Linked DNA regions of Homo sapiens: region 1 is linked to region 2. A link is an interaction called in ENCODE POLR2A ChIA-PET data of the cell type or tissue named here. Cell type or tissue: GM12878. All regions are shown on one strand.

Region 1 (8,000 bases), 1.2 Mb before region 2:
CTCCTCCGTTGACACATAGGGATTATTACAATTCAAGGTGAGATTTGGCTGGAGACAGGAATCTCATCTTATGGTGACATTACAAGTTCCTAGGTCTGAGTCAAAATAGTTTCGAATCTTTTTGTTTCCCACCTTGACTGCAGGTGCATAAAGAGGGGGAAAAGCCCAATGTCATTAACAGAAGAGAAGGACATAGGCCTACAAGCAGAGAAGCAGAAGTTAGAGCCCCTAGAAAGAAATGAGAGTATGATTGCTGCAGAAACCTGGGAGAGAAAAGATAGAAGCGGACATGGATGAACTAGATATAGGCTGTTGTAGGAAATGCATGAACAGTGATGGTGAGTGGGATGGTTTATTTGCGGAACTCATGCAGTATTGACTTCTTGACACATGTAGCTTCCATGGAATACCAGAAAACCAAAGGCATATTGTCATTTGCAGATGGAGAAGATGCCAAGTAGAAAATCTATAGACATGCCAAGAGGAAATGATCATTTTACTCATTTGGACTAATTTTTGGAAGAAGCAAAGTCAAATTAGCATCAGAAAGACTTAATCAGAATATTTTCATTCGAGTTATTTATTGCTGTGCAACAATTTACCCCAAAACTTTGTGGCTTAAAACAACAACAATTATTTTATTATGCTCATAGATTCTGTGGGTCAGCAATTTGGGGGATGCCTGGCTGGGTGGTTTTGGCTCTGGGTCTTATAAGTCATTGCAGTTACATGTGGCTGAAGCCAATGCAATGGGGGCTGGTGGGCTTGCTCTCTTTCTTCTTGAAGTCTTAGGGTCCTTCCCTGTAATTTGTACATGGACTAGTAGCCTCAGGGAAGTCAAACTGCTACATGAGGGTGCAACTCTTCAAAAGCATGTGTCCTAAAAGAATCAAGTGGAAGTGGAATTGCTTTCTATGCCCTCACCTGAGGTCACATTATATCACTTTCCCCATAGTTATAAGCTTACAGAGATTCAAGGGGAGGGAATATAGACCCTGCCTCTCAATGGGAGGAGGGTTAAAATCATGTTGTAAGTAAAGCCATGTAGGATGGAATACATCATTGTGGTCATCTTTGGAAAATGCTATTAGCTGCAATTTTAGAAATATTTATTTTTATAATTATTTTCAGATATGAGCAGAAATATACATGAGTTACAGAAAAATTTGCACAGTGAAGGACCTTGCACTGCCTGGGATTGTCCTTCACTTGCATCCAAACAGGCGCTGGGCAGCTTTGTATTCAGGCCCTTGTCCTTGTCTAACCCTTTGATTTTTATAAGGAGTTGTTAGTCTTGTGTCCAGCTCAGTTAATTGTCTGTTTGGAATCCTATTTCTCTTAACTGGTTGCAGAGAATATCCCATTCTTAGGTAGTGGCTGGCAGCTTTAAGCACCAGATGAGGGCTGCCCAATACTTATTGTAAGGACTGAATTCTGTCCCCTAAAATTCATATGTTGAAGTCCTAACCCCCAGTATCTCATAATGTGACTGCATTTGGAGACAGGGTCTTTCAAGTGATAATTAAGTTAAAAGGAGGCCTTTAGGGTGGATTCTAATCCAATACAACTCACCTTATAAGAAGAGAACATTTGAACACAGATGCACACGGAAGAGAAACCGTGGGAAGACACAGGGAGAAGACACCCATCTACAAGCCAAGGAGAGAAGTCTCAGAAAAGCCCACCTGCTGCCAACACCTTGATCTCAGACCGTGACTCTCCAATCATAAATTGACAACACTCAGTACATTTCTGTTGTTTAAGCCATCTAGTCTGTGCTATTTGTTATGGCAGCCCTTGCAAACTAATATACTTATTCAAGGTTTCAGCACATGAAAAGTATTTTGAGAGGTGCTTTTGAAGGTTCTATTTCTCTGGACCATGTTTTCAAATTTATTTTTATTTATTTTTATTTTTTGAGTCAGAATTTTGCTCTTCTCACCCAGGCTGTAGTGCAATGGTGCAATCTCAGCTCACTGCAACCTCTGCCTCCTGGGTTCAAGTGATTCTCCTGCCTCAGCCTCTTGAGCAGCTGGGATTACAACCATCCACCACCACGCCTGGCTAATTTTTGTATTTTTAGTAGAGATGGGGTTTAACCATGTTGCACAGGCTGGTCTCAAACTCCTGACCTCAGGTTATCCACCCACCTCAGCCTCCCAAATTGCTGGGATTACAGGTGTGAGCCGCCTTGCCCAGCCTCAAACTTATTTTTTTAAAGGAGCAGATGCCTTTTTTTCTCCAAAACTAAATGCAATTCTTTTATCTATAAAATATACAAATAGTGTTTTATTTGTATACAATTTGTTTAGAAATTTGAAATAGTTCCTTGTAACAAAGACACTCGATGGGAACAATGAAATGGTTTAAGTATACAAGTGCTCAGAAACCTACAGCATTTGGGCAAAAAGTAACAGCAGACTCCTTCACCTCTCCCCTGCCATGGAGACGTGCATTCTTCTTGCTCACAAAGTTCAGCATTCTGTTATGAGACTAGCACTTTAACCTATTTCCAGGCCAGAAAAATGGGAGGTGGAAACGTAGTATGCAACTCATCCAAGGTTGCTGATCTCCTCACCAAATGACTCTTGGCATCTACACCTAAGTTCTAGAGGAAGCCCCAAAGGGCCTGAACAAGACTGCACCTGAGTAAGCCTGCCTGGTGGCTATGCAGAAAGACATGTCATAATCTGCTGCTCTTGTAGTGCACAGTGAAGCAGGCATGGACTTTGGAGCCTGATGATTTAGCTGTGAATCTTAACTTGACCACAACTAGCCATGCAACCCCGGGCCAGATCTGTCACCTCTCTGAGTCTCAGTTTCCTCATCTGTAATAAGAGGGATTTGAACACCAGCCTTGTGGGTTCTTGTGAGGATTAAACAAATTAAAATCCGTGTTTACCCAGCACAGTGTTTGGCATATGGCTTATTAAATATTTATTTTTCTTACCCCTGGGAGAGCAAGTACAGGGCTCAAATGAGATAATGTAGATGGAAGTACTTTGTAGTCTGCGTACAGTCATCTCTGTGCCAGTTGGAACTGTGATGTGGTTTGACATTGACTCATTCCTGACCATGTGGGCCTGAAGTCAATGGAGTCTCATTTTTTCTTGGGTGAGAGAAAGGGGTAAAAACATCCAAAGGGGAACATGGGTGTGCTGGAGACTGTGAATGTGCTCAGTGTCACTTGTGCAGGCTTGAAAAACTGGTGGTCAGAGTGAATTTTGAAACTTTTTTTTTTTTTTTTGAGACACCGTCTCACTCTGTCGCCCAGGCTGGAATGCAGTGGCACGATCTCAGCCCACTGCAACCTCCGCCTCTTGGGTTCAAATGATTCTCCTGCCTCAGCCTCCTGAGTAGCTAGGATTACAGGTGCCCACCACCACACCCAGCTAATTTTTGTATTTTTAGTAGAGACGGGGTTTCCCCATGTTGGTCAGGCTGGTTTTGAACTCCTGACCTCGTGATCCGCCTTCCTCAGCCTCCCAAAGTGCTGGGATTACAGGCGTGAGCCACTGCACCCAGCCCTGAAAATGTTTTTATGGTGTAGCGGGCATGGTGGCTCATCCCTGTAATCCCAGTACTTTGGGAAGCTGAGGTGGGAAGGTCATCACTTGAGGCCAGCCAGGGCAACATAGCAAGACCTCATTTCTACAAAAAGTTTATTTATTTATTTATTTATTTATTTATTTATTTTTATTATTATTATTATACTTTAAGTTTTAGGGTACATATGCACAATGTGCAGGTTAGTTACATATGTATACATGTGCCATGCTGATGTGCTGCACCCATTAACTCGTCATTTAGCATTAGGTATATCTCCTAATGCTATCCCTCCCCTCTCCCCCCACCCCACGACAGTCCCCAGAGTGTGATGTTCCCCTTCCTGTGTCCATGAGTTCTCATTGTTCAATTCCAACCTATGAGTGAGAACACGCAGTGTTTGCTTTTTTGTCCTTGCGATAGTTTACTGAGAATGATGATTTCCAATTTCATCCATGTCCCTACAAAGGACATGAACTCATCCTTTTTTATGGCTGCATAGTATTCCATGGTGTATATGTGCCACATTTTCTTAATCCAGTCTATCATTGTTGGACATTTGGGTTGGTTCCAAGTCTTTGCTATTGTGAATAATGCCGCAATAAACATACGTGTGCATGTGTCTTTATAGCAGCATGATTTACAGTCCTTTGGGTATATACCCAGTAATGGGATGGCTGGGTCAAATGGTATATCTAGTTATAGATCCCTGAGGAATCGCCACACTGACTTCCACATGGTTGAACTAGTTTACAGTCCCACCAACAGTGTAAAAGTGTTCCTATTTCTCCACATCCTCTCCAGCACCTGTTGTTTCCTGACTTTTTAATGATTGCCATTCTAACTGGTGTGAGATGGTATCTCATTGTGGTTTTGATTTGCATTTCTCTGATGGCCAGTGATGGTGAGCATTTTTTCATGTGTTTTTTGGCTGCATAAATGTCTTCTTTTGAGAAGTGTCTGTTCATGTCCTTCGCTCACGTTTTGATGGGGTTGTTTGTTTTTTTCTTGTAAATTTGTTTGAGTTCATTGTAGATTCTGGATATTAGCCCTTTGTCAGATGAGTAGATTGCAAAAATTTTCTCCCATTCTGTAGGTTGCCTGTTCACTCTGATGGTAGTTTCTTTTGCTGTGCAGAAGGTCTTTAGTTAATTAGATCACAGTTGTCAATTTTGGCTTTTGTTGCCATTGCTTTTGGTGTTTTAGACATGAAGTCCTTGCCCATGCCTATGTCCTGAATGGTAATGCCTAGGTTTTCTTCTAGGGTTTTTATGGTTTTAGGTCTAACGTTTAAGTCCTTAATCCATCTTGAATTAATTTTTGTATAAGGTGTAAGGAAGGGATCCAGTTTCAGCTTTCTACCTATGGCTAGCCAGTTTTCCCAGCACCATTTATTAAATAGGGAATCCTTTCCCCATTGCTTGTTTTTGTGAGGTTTGTCAAAGGTCAGATAGTTGTAGATATGCGGCATTATATCTGAGGGCTCTGTTCTGTTCCATTGATCTATATCTCTGTTTTTGTACCAGTACCATGCTGTTTTGGTTACTGTAGCCTTGTAGTATAGTTTGAAGTCAGGTAGCATGATGCCTCCAGCTTTGTTCTTTTGGCTTAGGATTGACTTGGTGATGCGGGCTCTTTTTTGGTTCATATGAACTTTAAAGTAGTTTTTTCCAATTCTGTGAAGAAAGTCATTGGTAGCTTGATGGGGATGGCATTGAATCTATAAATTACCTTGGGCAGTATGGCCATTTTCACGATATTGATTCTTCCTACCCATGAGCATGGAATGTTCCTGCATTTCTTTGTATCCTCTTTTATTTCATTGAGCAGTGGTTTGTAGTTCTCCTTGAAGAGGTCCTTCACATCCCTTGTAAGTTGGATTCCTAGGTATTTTATTCTCTTTGAAGCAATTGTGAATGGGAGTTCACTCATGATTTGGCTCTCTGTTTGTCTGTTATTGGTGTATAAGAATGCTTGTGATTTTTGTACATTGATTTTGTATCCTGAGACTTTGCTGAAGTTGCTTATCAGCTTAAGGAGATTTTGGGCTGAGACAATGGGGTTTTCTAGATATACAATCATGTCATCTGCAAACAGGGACAATTTGACTTCCTCTTTTCCTAATTGAATACCCTTTATTTCCTTCTCCTGCCTAATTGCCCTGGCCAGAACTTCCAACACTATGTTGAATGGGAGTGGTGAGAGAGGGCATCCCTGTCTTGTGCCAGTTTTCAAAGGGAATGCTTCCAGTTTTTGCCCATTCAGTATGATATTGGCTGTGGGTTTGTCATAGATAGCTCTTATTATTTTGAGATACGTCCCATCAATACCTAATTTATTGAGAGTTTTTAGCATGAAGTGTTGTTGAATTTTGTCAAAGGCCTTTTCTGCATCTATTGAGATAATCATGTGGTTTTTGTCTTTGGTTCTGTTTATATGCTGGATTACATTTATTGATTTGCATGTCTTGAACCAGCCTTGCATCCCAGGGATGAAGCCCATTTGATCATGGTGGATAAGCTGTTTGATGTGCTGCTGGATTCGGTTTGCCAGTATTTTATTGAGGATTTTTGCATCAATGTTCATCAAGGATATTGGTCTAAAATTCTCTTTTTTGGTTGTGTCTCTGCCCGGCTTTGGTATTAGGATGATGCTGGCCTCATAATATGAGTTAGGGAGGATTCCCTCTTTTTCTATTGATTGGAATAGTTTCAGAAGGAATGGTACCAGTTCCTCCTTGTACCTCTGGTAGAATTCGGCTGTGAATCAGTCTGGTCCTGGACTCTTTTTGGTTGGTAAGCTATTGATTATTGCCACAATTTCAGATCCTGTTATTGGTCTATTCAGAGATTCAACTTCTTCCTGGTTTAGTCTTGGGAGTGTGTATGTGTCGAGGAATTTATCCATTTCTTCTAGATTTTCTAGTTTATTTGTGTAGAGGTGTTTGTAGTATTCTCTGATGGTAGTTTGTATTTCTGTGGGATCGGTGGTGATATCCCCTTTATCATTTTTTATTGCGTCTATTTGATTCTTCTCTCTTTCTTCTTTATTAGTCTTGCTAGCATCTATCAATTTTGTTGATCCTTTCAAAAAACCAGCCCCTGGATTCATTAATTTTTTGAAGGGTTTTTTGTGTCTCTATTTACTTCAGTTTTGCTCTAATTTTAGTTATTTCTTGCCTTCTGCTAACTTTTGAATGTGTTTGCTCTTGCTTTTCTAGTTCTTTTAATTGTGATGTTAGGGTGTCAATTTTGGATCTTTTCTGCTTTCTTTTGTGGGCATTTAGTGCTATAAATTTCCCTCTACACACTGCTTTGAGTGTGTCCCAGAGATTCTGGTATGTTGTGTCTTTGTTCTCACTGGTTTCAAAGAACATCTTTATTTCTGCCTTCATTTCGTTATGTACCCAGTAGTCATTCAGGTTCCATGTAGTTGAGAGGTTTTGAGTGAGTTTCTTAATCCTGAGTTCTAGTTTGATTGCACTGTGGTCTGAGAGACAGTTTGTTATAATTTCTGTTCTTTTACATTTGCTGAGGAGAGCTTTACTTCCAAGTATGTAGTCAATTTTGGAATAGGTGTGGTGTGGTGCTGAAAAAAATGTATATTCTGTTGATTTGGGGTGGACAGTTCTGTAGATGTCTATTAGGTCTGCTTGGTGCAGAGCTGAGTTCAATTCCTGGGTATCCTTGTTAACTTTCTGTCTCGTTGATCTGTCTGATGTTGACAGTGGGGTGTTAAAGTCTCCCATTATTAATGTGTGGGAGTCTAAGTCTCTTTGTAGGTCACTCAGGACTTGCTTTATGAATCTGGGTGCTCCTGTATTGGGTGCATATATATTTAGGATAGTTAGCTCTTCTTGTTGAATTGATCCCTCTACCATTATGTAATGGCCTTCTTTGTCTCTTTTGATCTTTGTTGGTTTAAAGTCTGTTTTGTCAGAGACTAGGATTGCAACCCCTGCCTTTTTTTGTTTTCCATTGGCTTGGTAGATCTTCCTCCATCCTTTTATTTTGAGCCTATGTGTGTCTCTGCACGTGAGATGGGTTTCCTGGATACAGCACACTGATGGGTCTTGACTCTTTATCCAATTTGCCAGTCTGTGTCTTTTAATTGGAGCATTTAGTCCATTTACATTTAAAGTTAATATTGTTATGTGTGAATTTGATGCTGTCATGATGATGTTAGCTGGTTATTTTGCTCGTTAGTTGATGCAGTTTCTTCCTAGTCTCGATGGTCTTTACATTTTGGCATGATTTTGCAGCGGCTGGTACTGGTTGTTCCTTTCCATGTTTAGTGCTTCCTTCAGGAGCTCTTTTAGGGCAGGCCTGGTGGTGACAAAATCTCTCAACATTTGCTTGTCTGTAAAGGATTTTATTTCTCCTTCACTTATGAAGCTTAGTTTGGCTGGATATGAAATTCTTGGTTGAAAATTCTTTTCTTTAAGAATGTTGAAT
Region 2 (8,000 bases):
AACCAGAATGTATTTTTAAAAATCAGTTTCTCCTCAGGTGAGAGTTTCATGAACTTGATAAAATAATTTTTGTGATTTTTTTTTCCTCTATGCATTAGAGGTTTAAATACTAACGGATCCAAATCTAAGCTTAAAAAAAATTAAAGCACCACTTCTGAACTACGAAACAGATTTTTTTTTGCAGAGAAAATCAGTAGCTTATTTTGTGTTGGAAATACAAGCTTGTATCAAAGTGTGCCAATGTGTCTGTCCTTATTAAGGCTATAAGAAGTATTAGGCATTACCTGCTCTCCAATAAGTGTAGTTCTAGCTCTAAATTTTGATCTTTATGGCTTCTTGCATGTTCATTGAAGAAGAATTTTAATAAGTGATTATTTGGTCAAATTTCACATATCTAATATTATAGCATATCCACGAAGATAAAATTATGGCAAATAAAACTGAAAACAAAAGTGGCGAAATGTCCTCGTAATGGTAATTGAAGATCACATCATCAGCTCTCGCCAGCATGTGCATGTGTTAAACCGTAGAGAGAAACCTGTAATTATTGTAATTGCTCTTTTTGCTTTATACTAACAAGCTTCAAACCATGTTTCAAAGTAGTTGTTTTGAAATAGTTATTTGTCAAATCATCAAATCTCGGAAAGTAAATGGTAATGAGCTTTTTATGTTTATATTCTGACTGTTGGTCATATTATGCAGCTTTTCAAGTCCATAAAGTTCAGAGATGAAACTGGATGTTAATTATTTCTGATATCAAGGCCAAAGAATAAAATAATGTTACGAGTCCTGCTTAAGGTGAAAAATTAGGAATATTTGAATATCAGAATCTCTCAATTGGGAAACTCTCTATTCTTAGAAGAAAGTTTTCCTGTAAATAAGTGACAATATCAGTCAGCAACCTAAATTTTTTAAAGCTGAAAATTGGGGTATGAAGAGTGTAGCTTTTTCTCATTTATCACAGGAAGTGCTAAGATAAAAAGATCAATATTTAAATGACGCCACTAATAACATTTTTCAGTACATTTTACATATGGCTCTTTTTTTTCCCCCCAAACCTCACAGTTGGTTGGAACAGCCACACATAGGACATAGGTAGCCACTGGGTTTTAAAGTTTCCAGTAGAGTGTCAACTATGCAAATTACATTTGGCATTTTAAAAATATATTTCTTATACTTACTATTTTCAGAACCATGATTATAAATGAAAGCAGCCAGTATAAATGCTTTTATTTTTTTTAATTGCTGTTTACTTGCTATTACACAGCAAAAATTTGCTTAGGCCACAAAGTAATCAAATTTTTAAATTCCCCACTGGTTCAATAAAATAAAACATATCAAAGAGAAAGCATGTAGGAAAAACTGCTTTTTTGTGAGCTTATTTTTTAAATATAGTTGGCACTTTAATTTACCCATTTAAAAATAACAATGAAATTTTTTTTTATGCTTCATTACTTTAAAACAAAATTATGTTGATTTTGTTCTTTATGTTTAAGCTGATAAAAATTCACCAGACACTTAATCTTGACATTGTGGCTACATCTTGCCTTCCTGCCTCTGATTAAATTTTCAAAATCCCTGCATGAGATTCACAGATACCAGTTTGAACGTTTCTGTGAGGCTAATTTCTCAGGGAAAAAATATGGATCAGTTACATCTTTGGTTAATTTTATCTAGTTCCTAATTTCTGCTAGGTCTAAGCATTTTAAATATAGTGTTGGTAAAGCATCCTTCTGTCGCTGGGTGATGGCATTATTGCAGGCAGAATTAGGAGAAAGGACATTGGCATAGGAGAAAGAGGGTTGGGGAGAAAAGTGGTCAGGAAAAAAGATCTAATAGTTGATGCAGTCTTTTAAATACCTTTCCAACTGATCTACAGGAAATTGTGCTGAAGAATCATTTGTTTCCTGTTCCACTATAAATGTGGTTTGCATTACATCCCCTGTTCGGCTTTTTTTGTTGTTGTTTTGTTTCTACTAAATTGTAGTACCACGATGGAGGCTTGAGAATAAGTGATGTCTTCCTTTATAACTTATCTTTTAATGGCTTGATCATAGTTGGATTTTAGACACTGTCATATTTCATTATATGAATTTTGTATGTGTGTGTTTCCAAGCCTACTTGAAACTTCTATTACTGCTCTGCCACTAAGAAAAACAATGCTGCAGTCTAAGTTCTTTAGAATCACTATTGTAGGTCAAATACATGGTCTACATGCTGCCATCAGGGATCTATTAAATGAATCTCTTGTTTACTCATTCAGAAAATTTAGAGATTTTAGATGTGGTTCTGGCAATTGTAAAAGTTGTTAGAATTCAGATTTACTTTTGCCTTAAGAAGAAAATACAGTGGAGACATATATTTGCTCTGCACAGCTGACCTAAATGCATGCCTTGTACCTGTGAGAATTTCAGTATGCGGACACATAAAAGATTACTGGGCCTTTTTTCCCCCTCCAATATTATCAGAGTTACAAAATAAATAATCTTTCACAGTCAACATAGTTTAAAAGTAATTTTAGTTTTAAGCTTTTTCAAGTTTTTATATGTTTAATTGCACTTTATTAGCCCTTAATACTTCAAACATAACTCTAAGATGACACAGGCTAAAGTTGTATATGATAAACATTATTGATTACTTAAAAAAAAGGGATATCTGTATATTCATAAAACATTTATAATCTATTTAGGAAATCATCATAGTCCTAAAAAAAAAGCAGTTGTTTGTATACCAGGAAAAAGAGATCAGTAGTGACAAAAGTGGAAAAGATACTTGTATAAAATTGTCTCCTTTAGTGTGAAGTGATCTACTGAAAGTTATACTTGGAATTTTCAGAAAATGTCCATAGTTGTAGGCTTTATAACATTTCAAATTCTGTAATAAACTATTTGGCACATTATCATATCATTTTAGGTATATAGATACCATGGCATTTTATTAAGCAAAACAATTTTTTTCTTCTGAAGAATACTTAAGGTGAAATTTACTGGTTTTGAGCTTGAAAGTGGTTTGAGAATTATACATGAACTCCACTTAAACTTTGGAGACTTTCCTTTTTGCAGTGCTAAAGATCCATGACTTGGTTCCAAACTACAACCTTTTATTTGCAGATGTATTTATGGCACAGTACCACATTCTGATTAGAATTTAAGAGTTCACATTTCTGATATTTCTGTCTCTAAATGCTGTGTTGCTTCTGTTTACCTAGTTTTCTTCCTATTCTTCCTAATTTCTTAAAGAAATCTGCACATATTCATTGAGGTATTTAATCCAAAAAGATTTAAAAGAGACACTACGCCTCTAACATTCTGTTTAGGAGAGTATACTACTTTAAACTCCGTTCTCCCCACCTAAAAAAGGGGGGCTAAAGAGTGGGTTTGAACACCTGAGAAGTCAGAGGTGGGAACAGTGTAGATGATGGTCTAATTTCAGGCTCAACCAAAAAAAATGCAGGCTTTGGCTGGCATCCTCCAGGGACCTAGCTCTGTGCTTTCCTAGAGACCAAATTACACTCATCTTGAGAGAGGGCATGTTGAGGTAATTGGTGGGAGAGAGTGGGGAGAGTTGAATTCCAGCTGCTTCCATTGTAGCTGTCCTGAAAATGAATAGGGGATGTTAACAATGGAGGCTAACATTTGACTTGGCTTTTTCACCTCCACAAACCTAAGGGTGAGAATTATAGAGTACTGAATGACTGCACCAATAATGATCCTGTTTAAGTGGGAATTGCTATGTTGGGAAAAACTCACACCATTTTAAAAATAGTTGATGCATTTACCAACCACAGTCCTATTACTGTAGCCCAATAAAGTTTATCCACAGTATGGAAACACTCCTTTTTTTTATTGTCAGCCATCTAGTGTGTGTATTGGATCTTCACCTCTTTGGTTACCATTTTAAAATGCTCCTACTGAAAGACATTTGGAAGGCACCAGAATCCCATCTCCAAGAAGGGAAGCAAGATACAAGTGCCCTGTACTCCCTTTCTCCTAGAATGTGTGGTCTTTTTTTTTTTTTAAGGAGAATAAATACTGTATGACTCAATAGCTTTTCTAACGAATAAAACAAATTAAATTGATGTTACATGCGTATTTAAACCCTATCCAGTTAAGTACTGATGTGATTAAAATAATCAAATGTATTACTTAAAAAATTAAAAAGGATAAATTCTGCACCCCATTATTTTATTGACTTTTAAATATAAATTGCAGAAATGTTTACATTCCTAATGGCATTATTAAGCTAAACTGACAAATCAGAGGAAAAAGTTGATTGGCCAGCACATTATTATTTCTGCACCTGTTATTACAGAAGTGGAGGCTCAGCATTAAAGGAGCTGGATGGATGCTGTTTTCTTAGGCTTCCTTTGTGTGATGTGGGGGTTGGGATAAATGTGTAACAAGTGTAGTTTCACTTTGTAGTGCCTTTTTGTGTGTTGATGTGATTAAAAGACTACAGTGTTTTTCATGTCGCTTTGAAATTAATATGCAAATAATATGGGATATTAGGGCTTCCCTCTACCTGCTGCACTAAGCTTCCCTAAGCCAAATGGGGTGGGGATTGGTGTCAACTTTTTTCATACAAGTTGTTTAGTTGCAAATATCGCCAACGTTTTATCTCTACTCTGTGAATTTGTAAGGGGGGGAGGGAAATGTCAAACTCATTGAAGTAGGATTGAAGATCTGGGATGAAAATACTTTAAATTTTTATTTTCTACTTATATATCAGCCAGGATGTTAGGAGACCTTGAAAACATTTTGAAAAAGTTGTGTAACATTACCAAGGCTTTGGTATAAGATTATACTTTTCTTCTGGTTGAGTTCTTCCTTGTATTAATCATGCAATATCATTTCTCAGACACTTGAGCCCGGCTCTCCCCTGGAGCATAGGTGGCAATAATTGTTTGTTATTATAATTCTAGAATTTCTTGGGTGTTCATTGTCCGTAATTCATTTCACACAGAGAAATCTAAACTTTCTTCAGCCAGTAGAATAAATAATGCCTTCCCTGTCCTTTCCTTTTCTTTTTTAAATTTTGAGTTCTTTAGGAATGTCATTATAGTCTTTGAAACGTAATGACATTAAATTTGGATTGAAGGGGAAGGGAGAGGAACTTTTATTTCATGCCATCCAGTGGCTAGTTTGAGTTTGCAAAGAAATAGATACAATGCCATTATTTTCTGCAAGATACTAGTTAACACTATTCTCATATCAGTTTAGACTTTGTCCTGTGTAATAATTTAAATTCCTAGATTTTAATAACACTTAATATGTAGCATGGATCCCACTTAATCTCCCCCCGGCTTCACAACAAAATGTTTACATAAATGAACTCTCAATTTTGATATCAACTATTTAACTCACTCTTTCCTGAGTTAATACTTCCATAATTAAACATGTTCCACAGTTGCCATAGGAGTGTATCTTAAAAATGATGTTCTTCTCTGTTCTTTTGAGCCATCTGTTTGCTAGGTCAGTAAAGAAATGGGAGCCTGATTTTATTTTAAAGCCAATAAGTTATTACTCTACTATTGTATTAGACATTCAGCTTCAGAGGGAGTAAAAGATAAAATTCCATCACATTTCCACTTTCTTACATTTGCAGCAGAAACTTGTATGCTCAAATTGGTTATTTTCAACTCATGACAGCTGTGATATTTAAAATGATCACAGCTGTTGTGACTTAAAATTGATTTTTCTATTAACACCTGAGAAAAAGACCTGTGCCGTATTAAAAACTTAAATAAGGTAACTGTAAAATTAGATGTGTTGATGTGAATCTGGTAATCCTACTTCCCAGAGGTTGCAAAGTGCAGCACACCTCTTGCATGCTTCCAGGGAATGAGCTAAAACTGCTAGAAATAGATGCATGATTGTTAAAAGCGTTTACATTTTAAAGGATTCCTGTAATAGCAGATCCTCTTGGCCCAACTTTACAGTGTCACTTTTGCTGATAAAATCATTTAGGATTCAGTTTCCTTAATTAACCCCAAGAAAGATGACTTACATGAATCATTATGATATCCTAACCTCTAGACTAGAGAAGCTGCTTTACCTTTCAGATATGACATTGAAAAATGCAAAACCATACGGAATTGTTTCTTATGAAGGAAGTTTTGGTTTTATGGTGCTTTTCCTCCATTATCTTTAGATGACGAAAAAGGAAAAACAGATGAGAAAGGACAAATAGATCATGGCTAAGTAGCTTTAGGCTAGCACTTGTTTTTGGAATCTTTAATACATTTTTAATCTTCATGTTGAAGATCCATTTAACCTGTTTTAAAGTTAGATGGTGATTCCTGGGTTCAGTTGGTCTGTTTAAATGTTTACCTTTTCAGGATAATCCGTATTAGAATCTTGCATCTCTCAATAGATTACCTATTTAACAAAGTAACCAATTTAAGAAAACCTAAACACATTTATACATTAAGATATTTTCCTGTTTCGAGTTAGATGATGTAGTATATAAAATATATGGCTGGCCTGATGTGGAATTATGTATAGACAACAGTGTCTTCACAGATGCATTGCCAATAGGGAGCTATGTAGATTAAACTCTTTGGCCAGTCCTAGGCTTTTTACCTGTGTAACTCAATCAGAATTGAAAGCATGACAGGTTTTATGATGATGAATGTATGGCTGGATTGGAGAAAGTATGGTTGGGTGGGTAGATAGATGGATAGATTTCATAACTAGACAGTAATAGATAATGCCAATTATTTATTACTCAAACTTGTTTATTCCTCAGAAATTTTTCTGCAGAGTATTATTTTGATTATTGCATGTAGTTCAGAACATTTAGTTGAAAATGATAAAATATTTGCTGTCACATAATCAAGACTGCTATAGAGTTGGTTCTAAAAGTTCCAGAGTGAACATACATTACCTGTGTCAAAGTTAGAGGCTAAGACTATGGAGGGCCATAAGATCACAAAGTCAGACTATCACATACTAAGTGATCATGGGTGTCAATGGCTATTTCCTTGTTTAGTTGAAAGAAGATACTCCTCGAGATGGACATTGTTTATATGAAGATTTAAGAAAATCAAAGTGGATATTTGTTGCTGACAGACTAAGATTACAAACATATATCTTTAGAACAGGGTGTTCCCCAGGGGACATACGGCAATATCTGGAAACGCTTTTGATTGTCACAACTGTGGGGGTCAGGCAGGAGCTTGCTACTGGCATCTAGGGCTGGAGGCCAGGGATGCTACTAAACATCTTAACAGCGTGCAAGACAGACCCTCAGAAGTGCTGAGGTTGGGAAGTCCTGCTTGCAAAGTGATATATCTGGACCTTAAGAATTAAATAATGTCATAATAAGTTCCATAATTAAATCTTGGCATTGTGAGGCATTTATAGAGGATAACATTTTTTTGTTTTTTTTCTTTCCCTTTCTATTTCCCTTTTCCTTTTCTTTTCTTTCCTTTTTTCTTTTGTTTCCAAAACATTGTTTTTTGTTTGTTTGTTTTGGCATAGCACACTATAGCATTGCCCAGGTATTTCTACGTTTTACCATGAAAACGTGAGATTTTATAGTGTATTAAATATTGTACATTATTTGTGAACCAACTGGAATGGCTTCAAAGCAGCTGTTAGAATATGTTGAGTCAGTAACACAACATGTCTGCATACCCTAAACATATATTTGTCTTACCTTTTAAAATGTTTAGAACCCTCTATCAGTGTAACTATTGGTTTGTCTTGAATCATCCTAAATGAGGAAGTGTATTACCATTTTTTCCCTACAGGACATAAAGTGGAAAGAAGAAATTAGCATAAAGAAACTAATTAATAATTATGTTTTAAGTTTTTTGGCATTACGGACATTGTTTACATCATCATTAACATCATAACATCATATCGTCTGTTATCAAGAAAAGATTAAAATTTAAAGCCAACATTGAAGATGTTCTTTCCAGCTTTCCCAATAATGCAACTCCTTTACCTCCTCACAACTGGGGACCTCTCTCCCTGCCACTGCTGCGCTTCTCCTCA

What was found. ChIA-PET counts read pairs that join two places held together with the same protein. Peaks named below come from ENCODE experiments on the same cell type or tissue, not always from the same donor. Only the 100,000 strongest peaks of a DNase experiment are listed, where the experiment ranks them.
Region 1: POLR2A ChIA-PET joins it to region 2 with 5 read pairs; 1 of 35 experiments calls an interaction of 5 or more read pairs at or near these places.

The regions. Positions count from the first base shown.
Region 1 is chr18:56,527,392-56,535,391 of GRCh38, reverse strand. No RefSeq gene overlaps it. Among named protein-coding and RNA genes, the nearest start is that of TXNL1, 110 kb to the left of the region's middle. In GM12878, no CTCF peak of the experiment used is centred here; a DNase peak (open chromatin) is centred at 3,061.
Region 2 is chr18:55,310,586-55,318,585 of GRCh38, reverse strand. All of the region lies in intron 8 of TCF4 (transcription factor 4), which reads left to right. Among named protein-coding and RNA genes, the nearest start is that of TCF4-AS1, 140 kb to the left of the region's middle. In GM12878, no CTCF peak of the experiment used is centred here; no DNase peak of the experiment used is centred here; H3K4me3 peaks cover 5,549 bases; H3K27ac peaks cover 3,839 bases.